Linked DNA regions of Homo sapiens: region 2 is linked to region 1. Evidence: chromatin contacts called from ENCODE Hi-C or POLR2A ChIA-PET data. All regions are on one chromosome and are shown on one strand. The core of a region is the stretch at or near the end of the contact, and the rest is flanking DNA. Distances in the headings are between cores, read along the strand shown.

What was found. A loop is a pair of places that touch in the nucleus more often than their neighbours do. ChIA-PET counts read pairs that join two places held with the same protein, here RNA polymerase II (POLR2A). Pooled maps may share reads with other maps.
Region 2: a loop to region 1 is called in a map of dorsolateral prefrontal cortex, with 3 times the contacts of the local background. The contact joins the enhancer-like site here to the promoter of LINC01727 in region 1. A Hi-C loop is called at or near these places in 6 of 168 maps with a recorded cell type or tissue (A673, OCI-LY7, dorsolateral prefrontal cortex and 2 more), 4 of 37 single-sample maps with no recorded cell type and 12 of 50 pooled maps. POLR2A ChIA-PET finds 5 or more read pairs at or near these places in 1 of 52 experiments (A673).

Annotation. Positions count from the first base shown.
Region 1 is chr20:21,568,361-21,571,740 of GRCh38, forward strand. LINC01727 (long intergenic non-protein coding RNA 1727) reads left to right here and starts at 1,664. Exons shown (of 4, transcript NR_109880.1): 1 at 1,664-1,888.
Region 2 is chr20:21,606,267-21,609,646 of GRCh38, forward strand. All of the region lies in intron 1 of LINC01727 (long intergenic non-protein coding RNA 1727), which reads left to right. Among named protein-coding and RNA genes, the nearest start is that of LINC01727, 38 kb to the left of the region's middle. Within about 2 kb of position 1,810, at least 3 of the 41 ENCODE cell types and tissues checked have a DNase peak (open chromatin) inside an H3K27ac peak, as active enhancers do; they include A673 and dorsolateral prefrontal cortex, where a contact is called at or near this core.

The DNA.
Region 1 (3,380 bases), core at 414-2,913:
CTCTGCATATTGCTTTTGTGCCAGATGGGCAAGAATAAATGAAAGCAGCCATTTCTGCTAGGGAGCAATCAGAGCTTAATATTGAGCTTTTTGGAAACTGACTCGTAGCAGTCATAGGCAAGGGCCACTTCCTTGAGGAAATGAATGAAGACGTCTTGCTTTTCCTAAGCTAGGTTCCCCGTTTGTATTTCTTGACAAGGGCCAAATGTGTCATACAAAGGACTGTTTTCATTGTCCCTGTTTTTCAGTTTCCTCCAAGCCCTACCAGCTTCTCTGCTTCTGCAGGAAGTTTACCAGGAAACAGGTGCACAAAAGGAAGAATTTGCTGAGGCCCTGGCAAACTGGAAACTGAATCCAGGTGGCCAAGGTCTAATCCTCCCCTACACCAGGTAATTTCTCTCCCTTGCATCTGATCTTGTGAAGTCCATAGTTCTCAGGTGGCCCATGGCTCCTCCAGTACTTCTGGAAATCTTTGCACCAGTGCCTTTTTTTTTTAATTTTTTATTTTTTGCCATACATGGCTTTGATTCTCTGCTACACATTTCTCAGATGGTTTTATGAGACCTCAGGAATAATACCTATTTCTTGGCTTTGTGTGAGGACTCAGTGAAACATGTTAGGAATGCTGTGAAGTCTGGTTGGCAGTGCAGAATAAGGGCTCATTTATTGGACTGGTTGTTGGGTCAGGTGGGGCAGTCTATCTGTAGATATACAGACACATAGATCAATGAACATACAGATGGAGATACAGCTATATAGATAGATGCACATGTACACATACATATAGTGTATTCACATACATGTATTAATTCAACATTTTTTCTTTTTTGAGATAGAGTCTGAGTCTGTCACCCAGGCTGGAGTGCAGTGGTGCGATCTCGGCTCACTGCAACCTCTGCCTCCTGGGTTCAAGAGATTCTCATGCCTCAGTCTCCCTAGTAGCTGGAATTACAGATGTGTGCCACCACCACGCCTAGCGATTTTTTTTTTTTCTATTTTTAGTAGAGACAGTGTTTCGCCATGTTGGCCAAGCTGGTTTTGAATTCCTGACCTCAAGTGATCTGCCCTCCTTGGCCTCCCAAAGTGCTGGGATTACAGGTGCGAGCCACTGTGTCTGGCCTAATTCAACACTTTAACAAATAATCCAGTGCCTACTATATGCAATTCACTGTATTCATATTTACATGAGTGGATCAATTATTAGTCCTATTTGTGAAATCCAAAAAAAGAATCTAACATTTGAATTTACGTAAGAAGTGTTGGAAAAACTGTTTTCCCAAATGAGCTAAGATGGAGGAATGGGACTTTTAGGAGTCGGCTTCACAAGTTACCTGCTAATCATTGATCTCAATGTAGGCTAATCCCAGGCAGTGAGAGATGGCCATTCGAGGGCATCACTGCAGAAGACCTGGCATTCTGCCTCCTTTTGGAGTCAGACTTTGGTCCCCTGCAGTGTTTGCCATTGTGGGGGCATCAGATGCTGATGGGCAGAATGAATGTGGAGGAAGTTGGCTTCACTAGGGCAAGGAATGAATGGCCACCACTGCTTTTGTGCCAAAGGACTAAGCCTCCCTGGGAGAGAGGACAAGAACAGGCTGGAGGAGGGGTGCCCTTCATCATCTTGTGAGCATCTGGGCCAAGTTCAGGGCTGGTGCTCTCGTTCAGATAGATTTAGCTGGTGGTGCAGAGATCCGTGAGCTTGCTTTTACAGGACTTTAATGATATATAAAAGCAGCACGAGGTGCTCCTGACTGTGGATTAATTTGGAGATGACTTTCTCTGTTGAAGAGTAGCAAGACTCTCGCGAGTTCTTAAAAATGCACTTGTTTGGTATGAGAATGAAAAGCAGTGGCTGAAGAACCAATCTTCAATGGGCAAGCCTTCTCTGGTAAGTTAAACAAATTCAGGCTGGGATTTAGAGGAATTCGTGCTTGTGTAAGGATTAGGGCATGCCAAAGTGAAAACTCCAGTATGCAAAAGTATTACTGAGAGGTGATTTAGAAATACAGATACTTGCGTTTATTTGACAGATCTGGAGCAGTTACTGTCTGCTGCAAAGGTTGCCACTACGGATGCAAGAGGAAAGGGCCCTCATGATTTCTGTTTGATTGTGGCCACCAAGACTAAATGGCGGAATGTAGGAATTACAAAAGCATGGAGGAAGGGAGGGAATTTTTGCAACTCATGAATAACCTTGTAAATGGAAAAGCCTGCTTTACCCCTGAAAAAGGAATAAAAGACTTGAGTTTACATGAGAAGTGTTAAAAAAAATTTCCCGTATACCCTTGCCTTCTGGTTAATTCCATTTTAAAATTGTAATTTAAAGCTAAATTAAAAGTAAGCCAATGTTGTGGAGGCGTGGAGTGGAATACAAGTACCTGGGCCCCACTTCCCAAGATCTGGATTTAGCTGGTCTGAGATAGATCCTAAACTCTGAATTTCTAACAAGCTCCCAGGTATGCTGATGCTGCTGTTCTGCACGTCATACCTGGGGTGGCACTGAGTGAGAGGTTGTTAGTTTTCCATTTTTGAAGGTATTGAGCAGAGAATGGTTCTCAAATTTGGCTGCATTAGAGTCAACTGGGGAGCTTTAAAAAAGCCCTAGTATCCTGACTGCATCCCAGATCAACAACAGCAGAAAGTCCCATAAAAGCAAGCTCATGGATCTCTGCACCACCAGCTACATCCATCTGAACAAGAGCACCAGCACTGAACTTGGCCCAGATGCTCACAAGATAATGAAGGCTGTGGGGTTCAGGCATCTGTATTTTTAATAGCTTCCCACATAGTTCAATGTGTAGCCGAGGTGAAGAACTGCTGCTCTAGGAGGAAATTATTTGAGGCAACGGCAACCAAAGGTCTTAGTCATCATGAGGTGTCAGAATCACTTTGGAGACCACGAATATTTTGTAACGCTTCCTGTCCTATCTTGAAATGAAATTCACAGATTGTATAATCTACTTACATGCATCATTACAAAAAGTTCTTTCTGTAATATAAAGGAGAAACAAAAGAGAAGTTGAAAAAGGTAACTTTTGGTAAACACACACACACACACACACACACACACACACACACATATTCGATAGGTAAATGCTTGGGCACAAGCTCTCTAGAAGACGTAATAAAGTATCCAGGTGTTTGTCTTGTAAGAATGTGATCCCGACAACCCCAGAGCCAGGCCAAGCCTGGAGCACAGGACCAGTGACTCAGACACTACCGGCTTGGCGTCATGGTGCCGTGGTTTTCCATACTGGTGAAAAACGCTCAGTAAATTTCTAGGCACAACAACACACGTTGACTGACTCTGGGTTCCTGCATATTCCGCTCATACTAAACCAGGCGATAATGCTCTATGATTACGTGTCAGAGAGTTAGGG
Region 2 (3,380 bases), core at 560-3,059, 38 kb after region 1:
GATAATCCCCTCTCCACTACCCCCGTGCCCCGGCATTTCATCTGAAACTGCTAATGCTCAGATCATTTTCCTGAATTGACTCTCTATGCATTGTATCTTCTCTATTATGATTTTGGCCATTGTGTATTTACTCTGGATTCCAGAAAATTACCTTGACATTATTTCTCAACATTTCCATCTGATTTTCAAAACCAGAAAACATATTTTTAATTTCCAAGAGCTCTTTCTTATTTTTTGTTCATTTTTTTAGAGCATTTCATTCTTGTTTTGTAGATGTGATATAATCTCAAATCCTTCTGAGGTCATTAATTAGAGTTTTTTTTTTCTTAATTTCTTCTTTGGTTGCCTGAATTGTGTTTGTTTCCTCTGGCGTTGTTTAGTTTTGTTTGTTTGGTGCTTCTGCTTTGTGTAGTAGTTAGTATTCTCCATATTCTTGGTGATCTGTTTCGGTGTTCATTTTTAAGAAGGAAGACATGGATCCATTTTTCTAGGTAACTTGGTGTGCACTTTTGCTGCTGTAAGCTGTGTGGCTTGGGTGAGGCGCCTGCATGAGGGCAGGGCTAACTGACTGATAGGCTTCACATTAGAGAGAAGAGGCAGGCAAGGAGGTTTTGGGCCTGGGGACCCCCAAATGCCAGAATGAGGAGGGCATGGCCATGGGTGCTTTTACACACTCTAGGAGTCCTGGATCCTAACTCCTAGAAAGCGTGTTCAATTTAGAAAAGAAAGCTTTGTCGTCGCTGTTGTCTTTCTCTTCCCCAGGAGCCAGAGGTACAAGCTGGGTGGGCAGCCTGCCCTCTTTGTGCTCAGAGTTGGAGGAAAAGTAGGGCAGGGTGTAAGAAATGAATGGTGCAGTGGGTTGGGAGTACGTTTTTAATTCCTCTCCTCTTTTGCAGTCCTTTTTCCTCAATTGCTCAGCCCTGGTCTGCTGGCTGAGGAGCCTGTGTCCTGCTGGCAGGGTGGCCCTTTCCCTGCTGTCCCCTCCTGTGCCTTCTGAGCCACCGTTTCCCTCACACAGCCTTGTTCATCAATACACTCCGGCCACGCAGGCCCTAGCATTGTTTTTTAGAAACCTCTCATCTTTTGCTTGTTGGTTTCCTTACTGTTATCCTTTGATCTTAAGAGATTTTTATTCCTTGATTCCTCCATGTTCAAGGTGTCTTAGGAGAAGAGGAAGACAAATAGTATGCCCTGTCTCTATCTACAATTTGTCCCTTTTTTAAGATTTCTACTTTGGGTTAATTTTCCTGGTATTAGAACAAGTCTTGCTTTTGGCCAAGCCCAGGTATGGGGAATAATTTGGTGTTCCTTTCAACAGATGTTTCAATATTTGTTCATTTGAGGAGAGGTGTCTGGGAGGGGTGCTGGACAGCAGCAGCTGGTGGTGGCTTGACAGGTTCTTGGCCATCCCAGGTGACTGTGCCTAGTCCCTAACTCACAGGCCCCAGCCCACAAAACAAAAGCCAGTTCTTAGCCAGCACCATCCGCTCTAGGTAGAAGTTCACTGACCACCTGTAGTTACCTAAGCTTGACTCCTGGGAACTCTGATTCCCTACCCCTAGAAGCTTATTATAAAAAATCTCCTTTGGCCACACTAGATGAGACATGCTCCGGTGAGTGCAGTTTTCTTCATGTGATTCTATTTCCAGTGGCGTTTGGGCATCTCTCATGGAGAGCTCTCCCATTCACGGGCACCTCTGTGCAGGTGGGTTTCCAGGAGAGCCCAGCTGGGAGCACAATTCGGGAGAGTTTCAGAGCCCTCCTTCTGTGCCCAGCAGAGCCACTCTAAGATCCACTGGCGCTGGGACTGCGCCCACTCTTGGCTGCCTTTCCAGGCCATTCAGCAGCCCATTGTTTGCCACAGCCACACTCGAGTCTCTCGGGCTGTGCCCATTTCCAGCAACTCTGAGCGGGGTCACCAATTAAAGGAGGAAACAAAACGTTTCCTGAGCCGGCGGCCTCCGGCTGGCTCTGCTTCCTGTTGCTGTGTGAGTGCGGGGTTCTCGCGTTGCCCACGGCTCCCACCGTTCTCCGTGTGTGTCCCTCTCCACGTCTTCATTATTCCTCATTAGCTTTGGTTTCCTCTCTCCCCCTCCCCTTTTTACACGTCTGTTATTTCCAACCCTTTAGCCACACAAAATGAGGGGTGCCCTTTTCCTGTCGCCTCGGGAGTCACTCCTCCCTCTGCCGTCACCTGCGGATGCCAGGCCATGGCACTCGGCCACTTCTCGGCCACAATGGGAGCTCTCAGAGCCGGGCGGCGCGGCCTGGGCCGGGTGCCAACATGCCACAGCGAGGCAGCTCGGCCTGCAGAGGGGCGTGAGCCTGGCAATCAGACCCTCGCAGAGCCGCCACCGACTTGCTGTGGGGTCTGGGGCAAGTCACTTGACCTCTGCTTAGCTCCTCGTCCCGGAGAGGAAGTGAAGATGGCTTTCCTGGGACGCTGGAGGAATTACCAATGAAGGCAGGATGCCTCCTGGCCCAGGCCTAGAGACCCACTGCCAGCCTCTTGGATGGGTGATTTTGTGCATGCTCTCAGACAAACACACATACACACACACACACACACAAATACACATGCACATGTGTAGACACACATGCAAGCATACATATATTCATGCATTCATATATGTACTCATAGACAAAAACATAAATACATATGCACAGAGACATACAGACATACATTTACACACAAACACACATGAACAACCAATGCAGACACACACAAACACATGCACACTCAGACACAAAAATATTTCCACACCCACACAAACACATTTATATACAGACTTACACACTTTTTGTACACTTATACACACAGTCACAGACTTATTCTTACCCAAAATATGCACATATACATACACACATTTACACACAGACATACACACTCACATACAAATGCATGTTCACCACATCAAGGATACATATAAGTGTGTGTATATGAGTGGGTTTCCCAATGAAACAAATATAAACCAAATAAAATTTCAACTTCTCTTTATGAAAACAAAACAAACAGCTTGAAATCTCTGGGATTTTGCCTGTTCTTTTCTTGTTATACAGCAGTCAAAAGTCCTTGGCCTGTGTGTGCTAGTCACTGTGCCAGGCACAGTGAGGCATATGACAAACAGCTGATGTGGCCTCAGGCCTTGAGAGACTTATGGGCTATTCGGGGAACACAAGCCAATGACTCAGGGCACTGACATGCTAACACACTCGGGTAGAGAGCTTATGGGAGGGTCCAGCTGTGGCACAAAAGATGGAATGTTGCATCCTGCCAGAGGAGAAGGATCAAGGAGGGCTGCATGGAGGCAGGGGCTCTTGATTTGGATGGCCCCGCCAGATCAGGGCAGACCACTCATTTAGCTGGGCTTGGTGTCAGA